Linked DNA regions of Homo sapiens: regions 2, 3 and 4 are each linked to region 1. The links are chromatin loops, found by intact Hi-C in ENCODE. Cell type or tissue: heart right ventricle. All regions are shown on one strand. Each heading gives the region's core, and the rest is flanking DNA. Links, peaks and the distances in the headings are about the cores only. Region 1 overlaps TCF4 (transcription factor 4). Region 2 overlaps TCF4 (transcription factor 4). Region 3 overlaps TCF4 (transcription factor 4). Region 4 overlaps LOC105372130 (a long non-coding RNA gene).

The links. Hi-C counts contacts between places; a loop is a spot of excess contacts. Peaks named below come from ENCODE experiments on the same cell type or tissue, not always from the same donor. Only the 100,000 strongest peaks of a DNase experiment are listed, where the experiment ranks them.
Region 2: a loop joins it to region 1, with 5 times the contacts of the local background. A loop is called at or near these places in 22 of 110 quality-filtered maps.
Region 3: it touches region 1 in a loop (3-fold over the local background); 24 of 110 quality-filtered maps call a loop at or near these places.
Region 4: a loop joins it to region 1, with 3 times the contacts of the local background. A loop is called at or near these places in 2 of 110 quality-filtered maps.

The regions. Positions count from the first base shown.
Region 1 is chr18:55,420,433-55,425,432 of GRCh38, reverse strand. The region is part of intron 5 of TCF4 (transcription factor 4); the gene reads left to right. Among named protein-coding and RNA genes, the nearest start is that of TCF4-AS1, 30 kb to the left of the region's middle. RefSeq lists an enhancer at 1,585-3,039. In heart right ventricle, for the core only: no CTCF peak of the experiment used is centred there; DNase peaks (open chromatin) are centred at 1,628, 2,434, 2,772 and 3,174; H3K4me3 peaks cover 3,719 bases; H3K27ac peaks cover 4,084 bases.
Region 2 is chr18:55,506,478-55,511,477 of GRCh38, reverse strand. The region is part of intron 3 of TCF4 (transcription factor 4); the gene reads left to right. Among named protein-coding and RNA genes, the nearest start is that of MIR4529, 30 kb to the right of the region's middle. RefSeq lists enhancers at 1,400-1,449, 1,412-1,930. In heart right ventricle, for the core only: no CTCF peak of the experiment used is centred there; no DNase peak of the experiment used is centred there; H3K4me3 peaks cover 2,827 bases; H3K27ac peaks cover 4,547 bases.
Region 3 is chr18:55,513,398-55,518,397 of GRCh38, reverse strand. All of the region lies in intron 3 of TCF4 (transcription factor 4), which reads left to right. Among named protein-coding and RNA genes, the nearest start is that of MIR4529, 37 kb to the right of the region's middle. In heart right ventricle, for the core only: no CTCF peak of the experiment used is centred there; a DNase peak (open chromatin) is centred at 2,967; H3K27ac peaks cover 3,748 bases.
Region 4 is chr18:55,729,560-55,736,063 of GRCh38, reverse strand. All of the region lies in intron 2 of LOC105372130 (a long non-coding RNA gene), which reads right to left. Among named protein-coding and RNA genes, the nearest start is that of LINC01415, 49 kb to the left of the region's middle. In heart right ventricle, for the core only: no CTCF peak of the experiment used is centred there; no DNase peak of the experiment used is centred there; H3K27ac peaks cover 1,932 bases.

The DNA of each region.
Region 1 (5,000 bases), core at 1-5,000:
CAATACTTAAAAGTTTCCAAAGGACAAATTCATTGGTGAAGAGCTGGGGGAAGCATACTGAATCCTCAAAAGAAAAAAAAAAAGCCAAAAACAAGTGCATCATCAAACCATTCTGAAAATATGTTTGAATTGATGATAGGGCCCATGCTAAGAGACAAAGCTTTCATTTCAACGAATCCAATCTGCCTAGTGTTGTGTAAAATTGCCTTTGCCTGTAAATGGAATGGCATGCAGATTTTAGGTAGGACACTTTCTCACCCAACTTAGCCTGTACTCTATTTCATTTTTTCCACCATTACATGAAGCTTCACATAAATGACAACTTGACTTAATCCTTAAAGTGGCTGGATTGTGTGGTCTATTTTGATTAAACTTTTTCTTGTTCTTAGTGTAAATTTTCAGTAATGCCTAAAATGTCATGAGCATTTTGGGACATAAATCCTTTAAGCTATTTTGCAGTCATATAGTTGTTCTTTGGAGGGTTTGAGTGCTTTCCTAAACTCCTTCTCATCTCTAAATAGGCAAAATAAATTATAAATTGTCGAGAACATTCAATCACTCTTCGGATGAGCAGGCATCTCCTAAAGCTGGGGAAAGTATCCATTTTCAATATTTTGAGTAAATATAGTTGATTCTTTATAATATTTGTACTGTATCAAAAGATCTCAAAAACTGTTATAAATTACCTAGACTTAAGGAAGAAGACATGATTAAATAATTCATTGGATCAATAAAACCAATCTGCTTTTTTCTGATGTGGTGTGATGAAGTTTTTTTTCAAATGGGGTAGGTGGGCCTCAGTGCTGTGTATTATCCTTTTGATTCTATTGGTTACTGTCTTTCTCTGCTCCCCCCTTAGTTGTTGTTTGATATTTTTGTGCTTTTTGTTTGTTTTGTTTTAAAGAAAGGAAAGCTGCAAGCCATAGAAAGTTAGGCTGTGAGTTAGGAATTCTGAGTTTAAAGCAGGGAGCCTGTCCCTAACTTTGTGTTTAAGTTGGTGTTTCAGTTATGTTGCCAGTGTAAGCTTGTGACCCTTACAAATGTACAATTTCATTTGGGTTCAGTGATTCCTGGATGAGTTTGTGATATAGGATGCCAAAGGCTGTGGAATTTCTTTAAGACACAAAATCTTGAGACAGAGCTGATTCCTTGGAAGCTTGTGGGTAACTAGAGTCTCATGTTAACTAATCTGGAGGGGGCTAAGAAAAGTCTTCCTACCCACTTCCAATTAATTAATTTCTAACATTTCCATCTAATCATGACTTTGTCGAGTGACACACATCTTTTTTCCTCACAGGCAAGAAACTCACACACAAAATTTCTATTTCTAATGGCAGACAGTTGGGGTGCCGCAGCCAAGCAGTCACCCTTAAAAATTAATGAGCGTAATGATGGTTAGAAAAGCGATTCTGATGGTGGTTGGAGAGGGAGGGGCCATGGGGATGGCAGAAGGAGGAAGACCGGACTCCTCATAAGTGACAATGATGTGAGCCCCTGTCCTCATCTCCCCTCCCATCCCCCCTTCCGCCCAGTCACCACCCCTTCCATCCTCCTCTCTTTACAGGAGCCAAAGCAGATAGAAAGACAGGGCGATTATGAAGACGTCAGTTGGAGTGTAGGCAGGCGAGAGGGGCGCAGCGCCCCAGATGAGGTCCGGGGGGAGCTGAGGAGGGTCACTCATGGACGACCGTGTGTGTGTGTCTGACAGACTGTGAAATGGTGCGTTGTTGCACGGCTGCGCTGCACCTGGGCCCTTCATCTGTGATTGATTGGTTTGGTCATGTGTAATGGTCCCATCTGCTCTGTGTTGTTTTTCTTTTTTTACTTATAAACACCGTTCCCAGAGGCTGAGAGAGGATGAGCTATGTTTTGTCATCTTCACTTACACTTTAGCTCAAAAAAGTGGTCAAGTAGGTAAGCTCTAAAGTCTGTCCAAGTAATGTAGTAGGAAAGTACGGTTTTTCCCCTTTGCTTGATTGTGTGTGTGTGTGTGTGTGTGTGTGTGCGCGCGCGCGTGTGCCTCTCCTGCGCACGCGTGTGTGCGTGGAGTTTTAATGCTGCCTGTTAATATCTGAATAGTTCGTGAACCACGGAAGACCAAAATATCGCAGAAATGATTTGCACAACTCTGTGTATTGTGACTCTTACTGCAGTGAGGATTTTTTTTTGTAACGGAGCCAATACTTAATTAAAACCGCTGACATCATGGTGTTATAATTAAGCGTGGCATTAATTAAGCTGGAATAACGATTTTTTTTTATTAAGAACTGCTTCTATTGTATAAGACCATTATCGCCTAAAAACAAAATAATTTTAAGGCAAAAATAAATTTGCTTTAACCTAGCCCTTTTCAACTTCCCCCAAAGTCCGGCCTCAGGACTGTCATCATCAGGGCTCCGAGTCTGTGTGTGCGTGTGTGTGTGAGCATGTGCGTGTGTGTGTGTGTGTTTGGTGGTGTTGGGTTGGGGGAGAGTGGAAGTGAAATTTGTTTTTTTTCACCCAAAAATGCTGATCGGCTCCTGGCATTCTGATGGCTAATTATGCATCGGAGAGCTTCGACAGCTGCATTCATCATCATAAAATGTAATAATTAATGACATTCCAACAAAGAAAAATATGCAAATGAGGACTCATTAGCATTTTCATATTCAGCTTTGATAATGCTTTTGCTGACAAGGTTGTAATTAATGAAAATTCATGTCGCAGTCAGGAGATTGGATCGGTTTCATTCCGCTCACAATTCCCAAATGCTTGCATTATGGAAAATCGGCGGCTCTGCCAACTTTTCAGGGAAGAAAAAAACACACACACACACTAAAAGCACCAGATGCAAATTAATGGTAGGGAGTCTTTAACTCTTTAAACCACCCCCCTAAATTTCCATCATAGGAAACATGTGATGAGTGTTAGCCTAAGAACTAGATTCTCTTTTTTTTAATAATAGGAAAGTACTTTTATTTGTGACCCAAGTATGAGAATTTCTGGCAAACTTTTTTTTTAATATTAAAAAAAACCCCCCAAACCCTCCACCTTTTCCCTTCTTTCCTTTTCCCTTTCAAGACTATTTAAATGTACATAGTAAAACATGTTAGGACAGCCAAGCCCCAGCATGTTGTGTTCTGTCCTCTGGCTGGCAGATTCACGCCACAACAGTTTATTCATCCACATGCTTTTTGGCGACTCTTCATCACGTATTTGGGCTTAGATCTTCTGGTGCCTCCCTCGGCGTGCTACCCATAAGGTCGAAAGAAAAGCAAGTATTCGATTTCTCTATTCAGGGTGGGTTTTTTTTTTTTTTTTTTTTTTTGGATGATAGTGGTTTTTTTTTTTTTGTGCTTTTTCTTTTTAATCTATTCCCTTTGTGGTTTAGTGTAAGAGTTTGAGAATGTGCCCATAATTCTCTCACTCAACACTTCTGGTTTAGTGTTGTTCTTCAAATGTAATTTTAGGAGACACTCTGCAATCAAAATGGAAACCCAGAAACCCCAGAGCAGAGATATCGACAAATATTTAACACAGAGAGCTGTTAATTTATGAAAGCCTCTGTGTGTTGCTTTCAAAATGTGGAACTTTAGGTTGGCAAATGTACACTTGATGCCAACCTGGTACCATGTTTGACAGACAAGCCTGAAGTTAAACTGAAAGTTCTATCTGGCCCTCAAGGTTAGAAAGAAAAACTTAAACAGAGTCTGACTTCATTTTCTATTTGATCTTTAGGTTAAAAAATGATGATTATTAAAACTGGTCTTTTTGCTGAGGCAGATGTTTTAATAAAAGGTTTGTATAATGATTAAGAAAAAGGGAAAATAGAAGTGTACTTCTTTATAAATTATAACGTTTATAAGCATTTTCACTCTCAGATGAATAAAATGACTTCTGGGAGTTCCTAAGATGCAGTTTCCTGTTTATTTAAAGTTAAATTGTAATTCCCAAAGTTGCTAGCCCAGCATAAATAAAGATTATAATACGCCTTGTTAAGGGAAGAGAGAAACTTTGATATGCGGGGCCTTATTTTTTAGAGTATTTCAGTAAAACAGAAAGAATCATCAGTTATTTCACGAAAATTTTAAAATAAATCTTTTTTCCCTTGTATGTGATTAAGAATGACTGGGTTTCATTCCTTGTTAAACTCTTGGGGTTCCAAGAAACAGAATTTTATTTCAATCTCTTGCTTCTTCCAACTTTTATTTTGTCACAGTTTGTACATGAACCTGTGTGTGTGTACACAGGCATGTGTGTAAATGTGTGTGTGTCCATGTCTAAAGATTATGGTGGCTCTGTCCTCTCTCCTGTAAAATCTATTGTGGTAAAATAGCAGGCAAAAGAAGGTTTTACTTTTTTTTTTTCCTTTTAGTTTATTTCTTTTTTTGTGTGGGCAAACTGCCCATCCAGATGGTAGAATTTCACCTGTAAGCAATCTGAAACGATAGGTTAATTCTGACATTTTATAGAGCTTTTTTTATTTTCTTTTCACACAGTACAACTAAGTGCAGAATAACTGCTCAAGATAATGTTTCTTTTTTTTTTTTTTTTCTTTTAAAGCGCTTTCTGCTGTGATTGGTTCTTTTTTCCCCCAAATCTGAATTTGGGGCTCATTTAAAAATCTGTGGCTTTAGGCACTTTGCTGTTATTGTCAAAACCACATCTAATGAAATCTTTGACCAGCTTCTAATATGTGTAAATGAGGAAGTGATGGCAGAAGTGAAAAAGCAGGTTAGTCGCCGAGAAGCAGATCCTTGTAATTTTATAACGCTGAACGTTCCACTGGCTTTGATAAATTTACTGTTAGTTTTCTCCTCCCACCAAATTCACAGATGTATACCAACTCATAACTTCCCAAGTAATGCCTAGCATGGTATTAGCCCCCGGAATCCTGGGACTTGCTTTTGTTGTCAGTGTGGTTAGCCTCTGGTGGCTTATGTGACTGAGTAAACTGGAGAAAAACTTCAGGGTGATTCGTTGTCCCGTGATCAAGGAATCCCATTATTTCCAAAAGCGGG
Region 2 (5,000 bases), core at 1-5,000, 86 kb before region 1:
TAATGCTGATTTGGTACTTTTGCTATGTGAAATTCCCCATACTCCAGTATAGGAACTGAATGAAAACATATACCTTATTAAAATAGTAGAGGTAAGTATTTTCAGCTTCCTAAACAGCAGAGAATGCTTTTTTTTTTTTTTTTTTTAAACTTTTGGAATTACTCTATTACCTACATCTAAGTTGCAAATCCAAAAATAAAACTAGGATTTTATTAACATATTCTGCCCTTCATTGCTTCCGGTTATACTTTGCTGAACTGTGTTCGAGTATGTTGAAAAATAATTCCGTGTATTGTGTGTTGAAAATGATATTAAAAGTATATGTGTTATGTGGAAGAAACAATCAAAACAGACCTACTCAGACATCAACAGGATATTATTACCCCAAAGAAATGACGACAGTTTGCCAGCTTGATGCGTAAAGGAAGGAAATTTACAAACATCTCCAAGAGAGGCATGTTGAACGGTTGAAGGAAATGAGGCACGTCCTGCTTTTATTGTGCTTATTGCAGTGGGATTCCCAGAAGACTGAACAAGGCTGTCCTGAGACCTCTGTTTGGCAGAGATCTTGTTGATTCATATTTTATTTTTGTTTCAGAAAAGGTCTGCTATTGTTCAAATTTCTAATGTAGCTCATAAACACACAGCCAGTATCATTTCCCCTTCTACTGACTGATATATACAAATAAATTAAAATCTACGGTCATCATTAACTCATGTTCTGTTTCCATGGAGCACAGGAGAGTAACAAGGAAGGCCCCTTAAAAGAAAGGCCTTTTAAAGTGGAGGTCTCAGTTCACAAACTTTAAAAGTTTACGAAGTAGTATTTTAGAATTTTAATCACCAGATATATTGGGGGAATTTATTACTTCCTATTCATATGGAAGAGGACAGCAGAGGTAAATATTTATGTAACTTGTATTTTAAAAGCTTACTCTTGATTAAAATGTTTGATCTATCGACTTCTGTATCCTTAGAAGTTTGAATTGCTGGACATATTTGACTGGGGTTTTTACAAAGGCTTCTAGGTTGAAATGCATGGTTCAGGATTTTGGTTTCAAATTTCTGTCAGGTTGGACACATATAAATGAGAAAGTAATGTGGAATATTATAAACATTTCTGCTTTTTTAAGCTCTAACTTTTTTTTGCTATCTCTACCAAAATGCCTGAAAATGTCATGACTCTTTAGACGGAGAAATAGAGGAATGGAAACCATTCTGGATCCTCTGCTGTGACTCAGTCAGTCTAAGGGGCAGACTGAGCGCTATATCTGGAGTTTTACTTTATGAATGTGCACCTTTAACCTTGAGTCAGAAAATGTGGTTACTGTCAGTCTTACTCAGTAAGTGGTGCTGCATAGAACATCAGGGGGAGACTTGGCCTTGGTTTAGTAGAAACTTGAAGGAGACAAACATGAAAAGCAGTGTCAGAAAATGGAAGACCAGTGTTAAAAATCTTTGGTTTTGCTTTCATTTCTCTTGGTTATTTCTTAGGATTATTGCTTTAGATCATTTTCCCAGGCATTTTCATGGATGAAGAATTCCAAAGAAAGTTATTATTTCAACTCTTGAAAGCTACGCTTCAGGGTGAAGGTAGGGCTTGATTATCAAAGGAATTTCCCTGGCTGCAGTCCTAACAGTTTAACTTCCTGTGATTTCCCCCCGCCCCTTTCCCTTTATTTTTGGCTCAGAACTTCAGTAATGTCTGGATTGATGGAATTCCTCTGGGAGGCAGATTTGAGGGTCTAAAGGTGCTTCTCAATAAAGATTTTGAGGAATGATATTAACTTATTAGAGGCAACCCTCTATTGTTTTAGTATAAAGGGGATGAGATTTGGGGGAATCATTTTGGATGTCACATTAAGCCACTAGCCATTTTACTCTTGATGACCTTAGTTGCCTTTAAACTGTATTTTTAGTGGGGATCATTCTTTCAACAGTCCATTCTTTTTTAAACGCAATTTGGTTTATAATTCTGGGGGCTGCCTCTACATGCTGTACTGTCAAGAGAGACATCAAATATTTTCTGAGTAGTTTTCAACACAGTGAATTAAAGCTGAAAAAACAAGTAGCGATACTACCAGCATCTTAACTGAGTATGTGGTGGTGGTGTTTGAGTGTTTGTGTGTGTGTGTGTGTGTGTCTGTCTGTGTGAGTGTTTTATGTTGCTGTACCTACTTGCTTTTAGGTAGCTACAGTTTTACCAGAGAAGAGAATAACTTAGATTATATCAAAGTTTTTTTTTATATAATGGTTTAAAAACCTGCCCTGTGTCTAGTACTCCTTTACGAAGTCCGCAAGACTTGGGGATAACAGTGGACAATAATGTTCCTTAAGGACTTACAGAAATAAGACACACACAGATATATTTAAATTCCAATTAATCTGATTTTTAGTGTGGATTATTGAAGGGCTAGGAACTTAGACTCAGAAATGGAGTATTTTTCCTGTTTAAAATGTAAAGAGATTTAATAACATACAGGAGTCTTGCTATGATTTTTGAGAGGAGATTTACTCTAATGTTTCAGATAATCTGTTTAACAGTTAATAAAAATACGATTTACATTTTGTTTGGATTTTTTAAAGTCAGCACATAATTTCTAAAAGTAAGCAAATTTCTTGCAGGGATGGTGAAATGAAACCTTGTAGCATTTAGCGTGTATTGCGGTTTTGTTATTTGCAGTTTGTTATTAAGTGTTCCTAGGAATAAAAGGAGGTGCACAGCAACAATGTTTACTGTGCCGATTTCTGGTATTTTATAATTAAAGAGCAAGTGTGAGCTGGGAAGGGTGGGCTGGAAAGCATGGATTCTGGCTCTAAATCTCAGCTCGACCACTTACTACCTGTAACCTGGGGCAACACAGTTATTTAATTTCTCTGTAAAATGAGGATAATACAAGTCCCTGCTTCATTGGGCTATGGGAATTAAATGAGTGAATGCATCTAACATTGAGAACAGTGTTCAGCCCATAGTAACTGCTCAGTGAGTATTTTTAAGCTATTAGCATGATCAAATTTAGAGAGGAGAAATATAATGGAGCAGTTTCTCAGTTCTTGTTAGAAATAATCATTACATTTGAAAATCCAACAAAATATTAACATTCAAAACCCATTTTCAGAAGTGGTGGTGGTAGAATTGCTATAACGGAGGAAAATTTAGGAATGGCAGCCTGGTTAAAAGAAAGGGCGGGTAGACCTGGAGTAGGTTATAGATCAATTTAAAGCAGCAAAGTTTTCTAAAGGTGCTTCTAGTTTTACTTTAAATGAGTTTGCAGTTGCACATATCAAATAATAAGGTGTTATTTGCCAGAGGCATTTTGTTGGTGGGGGGTGGGAGAAAGTTTTGGGGTATATTGTGTGTGTTGGGGGTACATTTCCCCGGCTGCCTTTTTCCACTGCTGCTGGTCCTCTGGTCAGGAAGCCTCCCTGTCCCGCACTGGTTCTGTTATTTGTTCTTGGATAGCATCAACTTGAGGATGAGACTTTATAGGCAACACATTAGCCTCAGTGTCTCCTCCTGGTTGTAGTCATTTCCCGGTTACATGGGTCAGTTTCTCCACCTTACTTGAGTGAATGCCTAGAAAGGCTATTTCAGCCTAGAGAATTTTTAGGGGAATGGAGAAGCTGAGGGTAACTCCTCAGCACCAACACTTGAACCCAATCAATACTTGATAGATTACTCCCAGCACACACAATACACCCAGAAATCTTCTCCCCAATCCACACCCAATTAAGTTTCAGCCAAGGTTAGAATTCAGTGGTTCCCTCTGTGTGTGTCCCCTTAGCTGTTGCTGTTCAGGTGCAAAGGTGTTCATTTCTTTGTCTACCCATGTGTAGTTGCCTGATATCCAACTAAACTGCATCAAAATATGGAACCCCTAGGTAGGCAAAAAAGATAATTAGAATACAGTAGTCCCCCCGCCCCCCTTATCTGTAGTTTCATTTTCTCTAGTTTTAGTTACTGTCCATCAGCTGTGGTCCAAAAATATTAAATGGAAAATTCCAGAAATAACTCCTAAGTTCTAAATTGCTCGCCATTTGATGAAATCTGCACTGTCCTTTGCCATCTCATCCGGGACATGAATCCTTACTTTGTCCAGCAGATTCACACTCCAGACACTCCCTGCCTATAAGTCACCTCTAGGTTTTCAGATTGACTGTTACTATGGCAGTGCTCAGGTTCTAGTCACCCTTTTTTGACTTAACTATGGCCCCAAAGCACAAAAGTAGTGAATCTGGCAATTCAGATATGCCAAAAGAAAGCCATGAAGTGCATCCTATAAGTTACAAGGGCAAAGTTCCCCACTTAAGAAAAGGCCAGGCCTGGTGGCTCATGCCTGTAATCCCAGCACTTTGGGAGGCCAAGGCGGGCGGATCACCTGAGGTCAAGAGATCGAGACCAGCCTGGCCAACATGGTGAAACCCCATCTCTACTAAAAATACAAAAATTAGCCAGACGTGGTGGTGGACGCCTGTAATCCCAGCTACTTGGGAGGCTGAGGCAGGAGAATTGCTTGAGTCTGAGAGGCGGAGGTTGCAGTGAGCCAAGATTGTGCCACTGCACTCCAGCCTCAGTGACAGAGCAAGCCTCCATCTCAAAAAAAAAAAAAGAAAAAAAAAAGAAAGATCATATGCTGAGGTTGCAGTATATTATAATTGTTCTATGTTACTCTTAGTTATTGTTGTCAGTCTCTCACTGTGCCTGATTTATGAACTAACTTTATCATAGGTATATATGCATAGGAAAAATCATAGCGTATATAGAATTTTGTGCTATCTGAGGTTTCAGGCATCTGCTGGAGATCTTAAAACCTATCCCTCTCTTAGAGTGAGTACTGTGATTATGTTTAAATAAATGAATGCATGCTTGCTTGTGGAAATATTTTTGTGTGTGGGGTATGTATATGTGTGTGTGTGTGTGTTGCATGTGGACATTTTAATGTGTGTGTATTATCCTAGCTGATGGTTTTCCTTTGGACATTTGGGTTCATTTTGTAGAA
Region 3 (5,000 bases), core at 1-5,000, 93 kb before region 1:
ACACGTTTTTTCATTTTTGTTTCTATTTTCTAATATGCAGTTTTTATAGCTTCTTGATAGAGTCTTTGAAATTTTGTTTCTGTGAAATTGTGTAGTTTCATAGAACTAAATTTGCTCTACTTAACTGTACCTGATGAATTCATATTAGCTATAAATATTTAAACATTTTATATAACAGACAGCAAATCATCATATTGCTGGGAATGTAAGGAAGATAAACTCCATGCATTCTAGAAGTCATTAGAGATTTTGCATATAAAGACCACAGCTAGTTTCAAGATCTAAATCTTGAAGCAGGCATTCAAGGTGTTTCAATAAGTACTTAACGGTAGGCCATTAATTCATGTAATCATTTAGGATAAATGATGGGCAGAAAAGTTACTGTGCAAAAAGTATTATTTGGAGAATAATGGATATATGAAAACTTACATAAATGATTATTTATTGTAATTTTTGTTACTTTCAATTTCTTGGTCATGGCAAAAATTGAAATGCAAGGTCAAACAGAAGAGAGATGGAGAAAGCTCTAACCAGCAAGGGCCTGGACTCTCACACTTCCCTGATTGGAGCTGCTGTGTGTGTCTGAGGAGTCACCATTGCTTTACTGCTTATACCTAAACAGAAGTATATGTAGCTTTGCTTGCACTGAGGATGTTTATAAATCCTCTGGGTTTTACATTTGATTTACTTTCTTCCTCAGCCTTCCCATCTCATTTGAAGACACCTTTAGTTTTTTCATTTCTCAGACTTAACCTCTAGGGAATTATTCATATCTCCATTTTCTCTTATATTGTACATTTAAAGTCTTCCTAAATGTTGTTAGCTTATATTTATTATCTATCGCTGCATAGCAAACATTCCCCAAACTTAGTGATTTAAAACAATAACCATTTTATTGGCACACAAATCTGTATGTAGTTTACCTGCTTGGACTGAGCTCAGCCAGTTGGTTCTCTTGTTGATGTCAATGGTGGTCACTCATGAGGATACAGTCTGATGGCGGGTGGACAGGAGGGCCTGGTTGGTTTAGGGAGCCATCAACTGAATTGGCTCACTTCTGTTCCATGTGGTTTAGGCCTCCAGAGGATAGCTCAGGGTTCTTCACATCATGGTAGAAAATCACCCAGCCGCACAAAAGAGCAAGATCAAATGAGTAAGCACTTTTTAAGTCTCTGCTTACATCATGCTTGCAGATACTCCATTGGTCAAAGCGTGTCATGTGGCATAGTCCAGTATCAGGGTGCTAAGAAACTCCACAAAATCATGGGTGAAGGATGGTGTTATTCATTAGGAGCTCTTATTATAACCGTTTCCCACAAGGTTCTGACTTTTAAGAATTCAACCACTTTTCCTAACCTCTGTTGCTAGGACTTTGTAGCACTCTGGTAATAGTCTGCTAACTGGACTGCCTGCTTTAGCCCTTGACCTTAGTCTGTTTTTTAATGGAGCAGTGATCTTTAAAACATAATTCAGATGTTATTCCTCCTCTTCTCAGAACACTTCATTGACCTTACACCTTATTTAGTTAAAGCCAAAGACCTTAAAATGGTATGTGGCTTCCCTGGTACCTCTGTGATATCATTTGCTTTCTCTCCCACTCTACACCAGCCACACTCTTTCTTAGTGTTCTGCAAATGCACCATGCAAGCTCCCACCTCAGGGTCTTCACATTTGTTATCCTTTCTGTTAGGAACACTTGACTCAGGTTCTCCATAGTTGGGTCCTTCATCTCTCTCTTCACTCAAATGTCATATCAGAAAGCCTTCCCTGACCACACTCTTGAAGATTACAGTCATTTCCTCTTCTAATGCTCACCATCGTGTTTCCTACTTAGTTTTTCTCCATCCAGGCCTCCGGATCACTCTCCATCCTGCTCTGTGTCTCAAGAGGCTAACCTTCTACAGTTGCATAATCAGACTGCCTTTCTCTCGTTCTCTCAGTCTTCTGGTTGGGTTCACCTAATGGGAAGCTGTAGCTTTCCCTTCATTTTGCTTATAAACCTTTAAAAAAAAACCCAAAAAACCAGACAGTATATTATTTTAGATTTAGATAAGACCAAACTAAGATTTAGTGAGCATTTTCCATGAACCAATTTCTGTGCTTTCAGATATGTCATAGAAAAAGTTAAGTGAACTGTCATCCCTGTTTAAGAGTCAGGGATACTGAGGTTGAGGTTAAATGACTTGTTCAAGGTAACAGTTAGAAAATAAACAAACAAGACTTCCAAACTCACGTCCAGTCATCTTTTCCATCTACAGCCCTGTCTCCGTAAGTCATCACTGAATGATCGCTGTTACACACACCTTTGGAATTTGTCTTTTATCACATACACACCACCACCACCATTTTCTGGAAACTTCTTTTAAACCCAATCTGACTTTTTAATCAAGTCTATATTTGCTAGTCTCAATAGCTGTTACCTTCATCCTCTTACATCTAAGGGCATGTTCACCAGGAGTCTTTCTCCGGAATCACCAACCTCCTCTTCTCTCCTGACTCTTCAGCATTTTAATATGCTCATTTCTCCTATCTTAAAATTAAAGATGGATTTTTAAATTTAAAGATGAATTTAAATACGCCCACCCCCCTCCAAATTTTGAGACTAACTTTTCTCTTCATTTTGTTCTGTCCTTTTCAAGCCAAGTTTTCTCACACGACATTCTGTATATAATGTGCCATGATCTGGCTTCTTTCCACAACACTCTCTGAAGATTCCACCTCAAAACGTCATCAGTAGCATGTGTGATTGGCTTTGACCTTTCTACTGCTTTACCTCTTTGAAGCGTTGGACTTTGGAACACAGCCTTCTTCTATACCTCCTACTCTCTTTCAAAACTCAGCTCATGTCTACCTCTTCATGGGAGTTTTTCTTAACACAGAAGACTGATCTGATTGTCCCTCCAGCTTGTCCTCTTGTATGCTGGGGCATATGCCAGCAATCACAGCTGCTGAGATGCTTAGTCTTCCTGACGGAACTGTAGTTTTTGGAGTGGTCAGGATCATGTCTTCAGAACTTGCACCCCAGCCATGTGTCTGCACGTAGTTCAGTGACCAGAACATAGTCAACACTCAGTACATGCCTGATGAATGAACAAATGAGTGTGACCATACTTAACTTGGTGAGGCCATTTTTTTCCGTGAGTTTTATACTCTGGGTTGTTTTCCTACCTTGGATTCTCTGACTTTTTTCTCTCTCATCTACTTGCCTGACTTTCTTAGGTCTTTTAACTTTGTTTCTCCATCTTTACATTAAGTGTTGGGATACAGGGCTGAACAAGAACAGGTAACTGTCTTATGGCTTTACGTTTATGTGTTTTCCTCTGAAATTAGGCAAATTTCCTAATCTTGCTGAAGTTATTTTCATCCTTAAGAAAGTAATATTATAGGTCTTTATAGAGTGGGGCAGGATCAAATGAGCATGTTTATTAATTGCTTAGCATTATGCCTGGCACAAATTCAATTACCATTATATGGTAATAATTTTAATAGTAATAAACCATATATTACACATGTATTATTCATAATCAGATGATGTATGCATTATATAAAAATTGTACTATTCTATAAATATTGTAAAAAAAGAGTAAATAATATACATCAATTGCTTTGTGCATCCATATATTTTTACGTGTGCTCCTTTTATTAAATCATATGTTTTTCCTCAGTTTATTGGTTGCTTTTTACTTACCAAAAGCTTCTGTCCAAAAAAAATCAAATGCTGCGGCTGCCCTGAGCAGAGTTCACCTTGGAAGAGGCTTTAATTGTGATGAACCTGTAAGAACAAAGTTTAAGAATTGAGATAATCAGCAGCTGTGTATTTCTTTAAATTTTTATATTTAATGATTTATTTGAATTAACTGTTACCACGTTTACATCTTCTAGATTAGTTTTTAGGCCTTTACTTTTCCTTGGCTGTGGGTACTGACCAGCATGGTGGTAGGTATGATTGGGGTGTGTGTGTGTGTGTGTGTGTGTGTGTGTGTGTGTGTGTGCATGGATAGATGTGTGTGTATGCTCATGGATGTGCATGTGCATGCATGAATGCATAATATTTCAAACACATGCTCAGTGATTGAGTCACTGTCAGGAAGTAAACTTGGAGACCATGTTGCTCGATGCCACAATAGTCCTGTTATTGCATTGTCACCACAGGATGCCATTAAAATAGGTATGAAGAATGTCAGTGTTCATTAATTTGGTTCTCTTCAGAGAACATTAGCCATGGGGAAAAGATACAGTAGAAATCTGAGAAGAGATGGAAGATAGGAGAGAAACCTGGCTTTTGAAGAATGATCTTTGATCTTTCAGAAGAGGAATACATGTCAAGAGCTTATCTATGTGAAAGAATTTACATGCAAAGCAAATCAAGAACATAGATTTTGCTTATCTTTATAGATTATAGTTTCATCTTAGATGGCAAAGAAAAGCCAGGCTTCTCTATACAAAGGGATTTGCATGTTTATGATAACTCAATTAGCCTTAACAGAGACTACCAGTATATGCTGGCTGTCTGGCCTCAAACTTTAATGCATATGTATTTTCAAAGAGAACTAAAAGATTTTGGGATTGTAACACAGAGAAAGAAGAGATAGAGAATTATCAAACATTGGGGATCAGCTTTAAAATTATAAAACAAATTATATATGTTCTGAAAAATTACTTCAGGAATAAGCAGCTTTTTTTTAAATATGAGAAAGCAAAATCATATCCTGTATGCCATTAAAGGTTATTGCGTTTTCCAAATTTATAGTTGCAAGTGATGGAAATTTTCTTTAACAAACTGAAGGATGCATTTGTAGTCTAAATGGTAGCTTTGAGAGTAGTTAGATATTTATGGAAAAATTATAAGAAGCAATGTGCTTTTAAAATTTTTTTTTCAAAAATAGATATTGGTTAGGAAAACTACACTCTTTCACTATTTGGTAATGCATATTCTGACTCATTCACACAGTCATTGTGGCACCTAAAGTGTTGCAAAATTAGACATTTATATGGAGATG
Region 4 (6,504 bases), core at 810-5,809, 310 kb before region 1:
AGTTGGAGGGCTGGTTCCATTAAATTCTAGTCTTGTGAGAATAAAGAAAACTGTTCTGGGCACTCACCAGCTCGAGATGAGCAATGTACGAATCCCCGATCGTAATTTTCAATACAGTATTAAGGATAGATTAGGTCACTTCATCTAATAGACTGAAATGCATCAGGACCATGCTTGTAGTTACAAGCACTTGAAGAAGTTAGTCTACCCTTCCCACTTAACAGTTGTTAACATTGTTCAGCCTTTAAATGCAAGGACTCCAAGCATAGTTCCAAACACTCAATAACAAATTTGCTTCACTCATTTTGTGAAGTTTCACTTGTCCTTTGAGCACATAAGAGACAATAAAGCTTGGTGTTTATGCACATGAACTGTGGAACCAAACTGTCCTGCTTTGAATGCCAGCATTGTTCAACATCTCTGTGACTCACTTTCCCCACATGTGCCTTTGAACTAAACAATAGTACCTCCTTTTTACAGTTACAATTAAAATCAAACAATGCCTGCCATATAGTACATGCTCAATAATGGTGAGCTGTTATTAATGAAACTGAAAGCAAAAAGGAGGTGAAATGATTTTTCTTAGGACTAGAGAAGGGGCCTAAGACAGGCCTGGGAATCCAAAGCTAGTCTTGAGATCACCTTTCCACAGCTGCATCCAACAGATAATATCCCCCAGACAGTGCAGGCTATCAGTGGTGATTGAGTGATTGATTCCTTTATATCTGTTTGCTTGTTTACTCTGCCGCTCACTACTTTTAAGAACACTTTTTCCCTGAAGTTGTTTGTTCTTTTTCCTAATTGTCATCTTGGGTGTCTAGTGCTGACACGGCTGCTAAAGCTCGTGCAGAATCTGTGTCTGTCAACACCAGGCTTGACTTTGCCTCTAATGCAGTTAGTTACCAGCTGCTCCTCGATGGAAGGAGATGAAGGGACACTTGTGAATATGTTAATTTGCTCAGTTTCCTAATGGAGCCTACAGGAATGTAGACATTAATACAGGACTAGACTTGACCTAGCCAATCATCACATATCTACCGGACATCTATTATATACAGAAAGATAGAATGGGGGAGAGCAGAGGATGACTAAAGAGAGGAAATAGGCATTATTTATTCAGGGCCTTAGGTGCACTGGGCACAGTACTAGGCACTTCAGATGAATTCTTTTATTCAATCCCCATCCTATTTTATAGATGAAGAAGTGGAATCTCAGAAAGTTGTGCTAGAAACAGCCAAACCTAAGAAGCCTGACTCCAGAGTAGACCAAGAACAACATTATGGATGGAAGTGATTGACACATAAATGAAAGAAATTTACATCAGTGTGTCCTTGTATTAGTCTATTTTCATGCTGCTGATAAAGACATACTTGAGACTGGGTAATTTATAAAGAAAAAGAGGTTTAATGGACTCACAGTTCCACGTGGCTGGGGAGGCCTCACAATCACGGCAGAAGGTGAAATGCACGTCTTACATGGCAGCAGGTAAGAGAGAATGAGGGCCCAGCAAAAGCGGAAATCCCTTATAAAACCACCAGATCTCATGAGACTTATTCACTACCATGAAAACAGCATGGGGGAACTGCTCCCATGATTCAATTATCTCCCTCTGTGCCCCTCCCACAACACATGGGAATCAGGAGAGCTACAATTCAAAATGAGATTTGGTTGGGGACACAGCCAAACATTATCTGTCCTTAAGAGATGACAAGACCTATTCTTATTCCTACTCCGTAAGTATCCTGTCCCTTCCTGTTATATTTAATTCCTTCACCTGTACCCTGGATTTCATCCTCTCTAGGATCATGAGATCCTGTTTCTCCCAGTACCAGGCCTCCTCACCCTGACATAGTCCCACTCTAGTTGTTCCATTTCTGCACATCATTGTTTGCAAGTTCTGTTAACCCTCTTCCACCCTAATGGAGTCCAGTCACATGTAACCCTGAAGGGCATGCATGAAAGGCAAGGGCAAGTGCATCAGGAGAGCCAATATAAGACAGTGGTCAAGAGCCTGGGCCATGTGTCCAGATTTCCAAGGTAGCACCTTGTCTTTACTGTCTACAAACCCTGCATCAGTTTCCCCAACTGTAAAAAGATGGGAACAGTTATATATATGTCATTAAGTTGTTGTAAGAATTTAAAAATTTAATCATATTACAAATAATAATTTAATTATGATGCCTAGAATATTGCCCATGATAACACCTATGCATAGTAAACACCAACCATTCTCTGTACAGGTTAAGGCTCTATATTGTGTACCTGCATCACTTCATCACCTTCCTGCTTCTGACCCTCCAATGTATTTTGAAAATGCCAGTAAATTCTCTGAGCTTATCAAGTTCACCTTTGACTTCCATCTAATTTTCCACGTTATACACAGCCCCAGTTCCGGCAGCAAACACAGATCTGAGTATTTTTTTTAATGGCCTCTGCCCCCAAATCAATAGGCCGAAGTAGGGGTTTGATGTCTGGCCCCTCATCCCAATATGGGAAACTCTGAAGGGTCTTCCCATCCTCCAGACTCCATAAGATTGGCTGAAGCCTACACTGAGACAGCATCACAACCCAACTACTCCTTCCAAATCCTTCCCTACTCCTCCTTACCTTTCCTCCCCTAGGTGTTGATCCCAAAACAGTGCCTAATAAATTCCTGCATGCCAACCTCCATCTCAATGTCTGCTTCCTGGGAAAATCAACCTGCAACACCCAGACCAGTTCACACAGTCATGCTTTGTGAAATGGGGCCCCATAGCTAACGAAGGTGATGCTTAATTTCCCAAACAGAAGGGTTATTATTGACCTAAATGGTATCTGTATTTGTTTCTTGGGTGAGGACTCATAGGAACCCTATATTTGATCAGATTGAGACCAACTGTAAAAGTCTGGCTATGGGCCATTGCAGGAATGTCGGCCTCCTTACCTTGCCCATTGTGGTATTAGCAGTCCTGGAGGGAGAAGTCCTAGACTATCCAAGCGGCCCAGATGTCACTAGTGTTCCCAGGACTCATCAGAAATGATCATCTCCAATTTCTCAGCCATAAATGAACCAATAGCCAATCTCCTCAAGAAGGAAAGGAATTTGCTGATTCTTGGCCATCATTGCATCATTTCAGCAGTTGAAAATTGTCCTCTCTCATACCTCAATCAACATCAACCAGCTCAGCTCAAAGCTACTACTAAAACCAGAGCAAGCAGGTCACTAGCGGGTAACTGCCAACATGAGAAGTAACACACCATGGGCTAAAATTACTGGAGAACTGGCCTGCTTTGTCAGTGGGTACAGTTGCTACTTTTTATAGAACTGAAGCTATAATTCAAAAATCCAATGGATCTTTCTCAGGACTCCTGTATCAGGGCTTACTGTGGTTGGGCTACATTCTTTTGAAATCTGTAGTGAAAGCCTGGTGATTGTTGAAGATGACACCCTCACTCAGTTGGTCTCCTTCCAATCACAGTGCACTCATGAAAAGAGGAGAAGTAAAAGACCTGGGCCTTTCTGGAGAATATTGCACAGCTGTTTAGAAAAATCTGCTCTTGGGACCTTCCCAGAAAAGTCCTTAAGGAAAATCACAATGGGAGTGAGGTCATATGCTCATGGCATTACCTTGGCTATTATTATGTATTATTGTTTGCTATTGTCTTGTTGTTCCAACTAAAAGAAACAGCTTGTTCTCTAAGATGTTGTGTTTTCTTTTTGAAGACCTGAGTCATCTAACTCCCACAGTCCTATGGGAGTGGAGATAAGGGTTTGTGGTTTTAGGATGTTGTTTCTTTGAGGTGGGGGAGACAGCATAGAGGGAAAGTAATACTTTTTTTAAAAAAATTTGGGTCTTGATGAATAAGATCAGTCTCTCCAGCTCTGTGTCTGACGCCTCTCCTTTTTATACCTAAAGATATCCAGCACCAAACAAATCCTAGCAATTCTACTAAACTTCCAATCATTAAAATAGCATGTGCAGTGAAAGAAAAGCATACACGTTCTCATTGCATATGCTTTTTGTCCAAGAGCAACAGAAAAGCATCTGTGTGTGTTTCATAGGAAAGAAAACACCTAGAAACTGTAGGGAAATTCTGGTGATTTTTTTATAAATTCCCCAAACAAGGTTTTTCATATATAGATATGACTAGATGTGTATCATCTCTCTGTCATCTGGCTGCAAGTGTAACTATTCATATTTTTGCACTAGCAGCCAGTCAAAATTGCCTTGGATTCAAAACCGAGCTCTCAGTTTCTATGTTACAACATGCACTATCCGTACACAAGGATACTACTTGTCCTTATCGAGTCATAAATGGAAAGTCACCTCATCATTGGTGGCCTGATCATCACTGGTGGGTGTGTTTGAAATTGCTCTCTGTTACCACGTGGCAGTCTTCCTTGATGATTCCCTTACTCCACAGGAAAATAACCCAGAGGGGAAGGGAAAAAAATGAGAACTGTGGATAAGGTTACCTTTCTTAAAGAAAGGGCCAAACTGAGAGCCAGCACTTCTTAATATCACATATTGCATGATTCAAATGAAGCATAGAAATGCCAAAGAAATTTTAGAATTTTTAAACACAAAGTTCAGATATAAGGCTTTGCATCTTTATGGCAGACAGGAGTCTGCTGTATGTGATTATCAAAATTATTTGTTATGTCAAAGGGAAAATTCTGTATGCTTGCATTTTGTATCTATTACAAAGATAATATTTGAAATTATACTTAGATCTTGTTTTAAGAGAAACCATCATGAAAAAGTAGTTTTCATGTAAGATGAATTTGATGGGTAAAAATCCACTTAACAAAATGGTCTTTTGTGTTTCCAATTTACCATGGGATTTCTCCTAATAAGAAAATAGAAATAAAAATTTTGACTAATAAAAATGTGATTTGTGAGATGTGGCATAGCACAGTGGTTAAGGGCACAGCCATGGAGCCAGATTGCCAGGGTTCGAGTCCCGTACTTGGCTGTGTGACCTTGGGTAAGTTCCTTAACCTCTTTGTTTCTCAGTTTCCCTGTCTTAAAATACAGCGTAATAATACCTAACTCATGAAATTGTTAGAAAAATTAAATAACTAAATATTTGTAAGGCCCTTAAAATAATGCGAAGTGTCAAATAAGTGTTTGTTCAGTGAATAATGAAGTTTTCAAGAATGTACATGTTCCAGAAATTAAGGCAAACTTGTATATTACATCTGATTGTCTGCATGTTAAGATGTCAATACAGCAGCATACTGTATTTTTTTAAATTCCTAGATCTGCCTACATACTTGATTTTTTAAAAGATATCTCAAGGACAGTAATCAGTCTTATGTAATTTTTTTGCTGTACCATAAGATAATTTTTATTATAATTATAAAAAATGGTAGGCAATGCCCTTACAAATATTTATATTGAAGCGTTGAGCATGTTTTCCTATGACCCAAAATAGTGCTTACTTTAACTATAATTAAGTGTTAAATTCATGTATTTTGTTTGCAGGCCCTGCCTCCTTCTCCTCTCCAACCTCTTCGCCCTCCACCCCTACTTTTCCATCCTTTCCTGAAAAATAAAGTGGGGAGATAGAGGCAGAGAAAGAAAAGAAAAAGTAAAAAATAAAGAAGAAAATCAAACCAGTATTTTTTAGTAAATTGGGACTAGAATTACATGATCAGAATAATACAATTTAAAAACATATATATACATACGCATGCATATTATATGTATTTAAACATATAAATATGTTTAAATTATTTTAATAATTTAATATATATTAAATATATACGTATGTAAATTTGCTATCTACACTGCATATTCCCACAGCTCATATGTTCAAGACTAAATCCTCCAGTGATTCAAAGAGACACCAAAGGAATCCAAACTGCCAGTCTGAACCTGGGAAGTTGAAGATGAAGAACACTCCAGGATTTAGGGGAAGCATAAGAGTGGAATGTGAATCATTTGCTTGAGGGGCTTGCCTTGTCCCTTCTCGTAAGACTTTGTGTCTTGCTTGTAGTTACTTTTCCTGGGGAGACAGGCAAAAAAGTACCCTTCTATTCTCATGTGTTCATTTATGAAAGGGTTAAGACTTGTCCTGCGAAAACTAACCCAAATGTTTCCAAAATGCACAAGTGAACAAAATTTAGAAACTAATCTCGAAAAACAAATGAGAAGAAATTTAGTTTCTATACTATACTCAGCATGTAGAAATTATAATATAAAAATTCCCTTCCTAAACACAGGCTTGCGAGAATCGGTTAAGGGAAGGTTTCATTTGTGTACTCATCTAAATAATGGTTTTCATGTCCAACTTCTATTTACTTCATGTTATTCACTCATCTATTCTTTTCCCAAACCTTCAGGCTTAGCAAAATTACCCTTTCTACCTCTCACATGGTCCTTTCTTGTTTTGTCCTGTTGTTTAGTTGGTGGGCTTTTTTTGTTTGCTAAATTGCTTTTTTTAAACCATATTTTAAAGCCAGTGTCTTTTAACATACGATTTTAAACTTAGAAAAGATATAAGGGGCCAGGTGCAGTG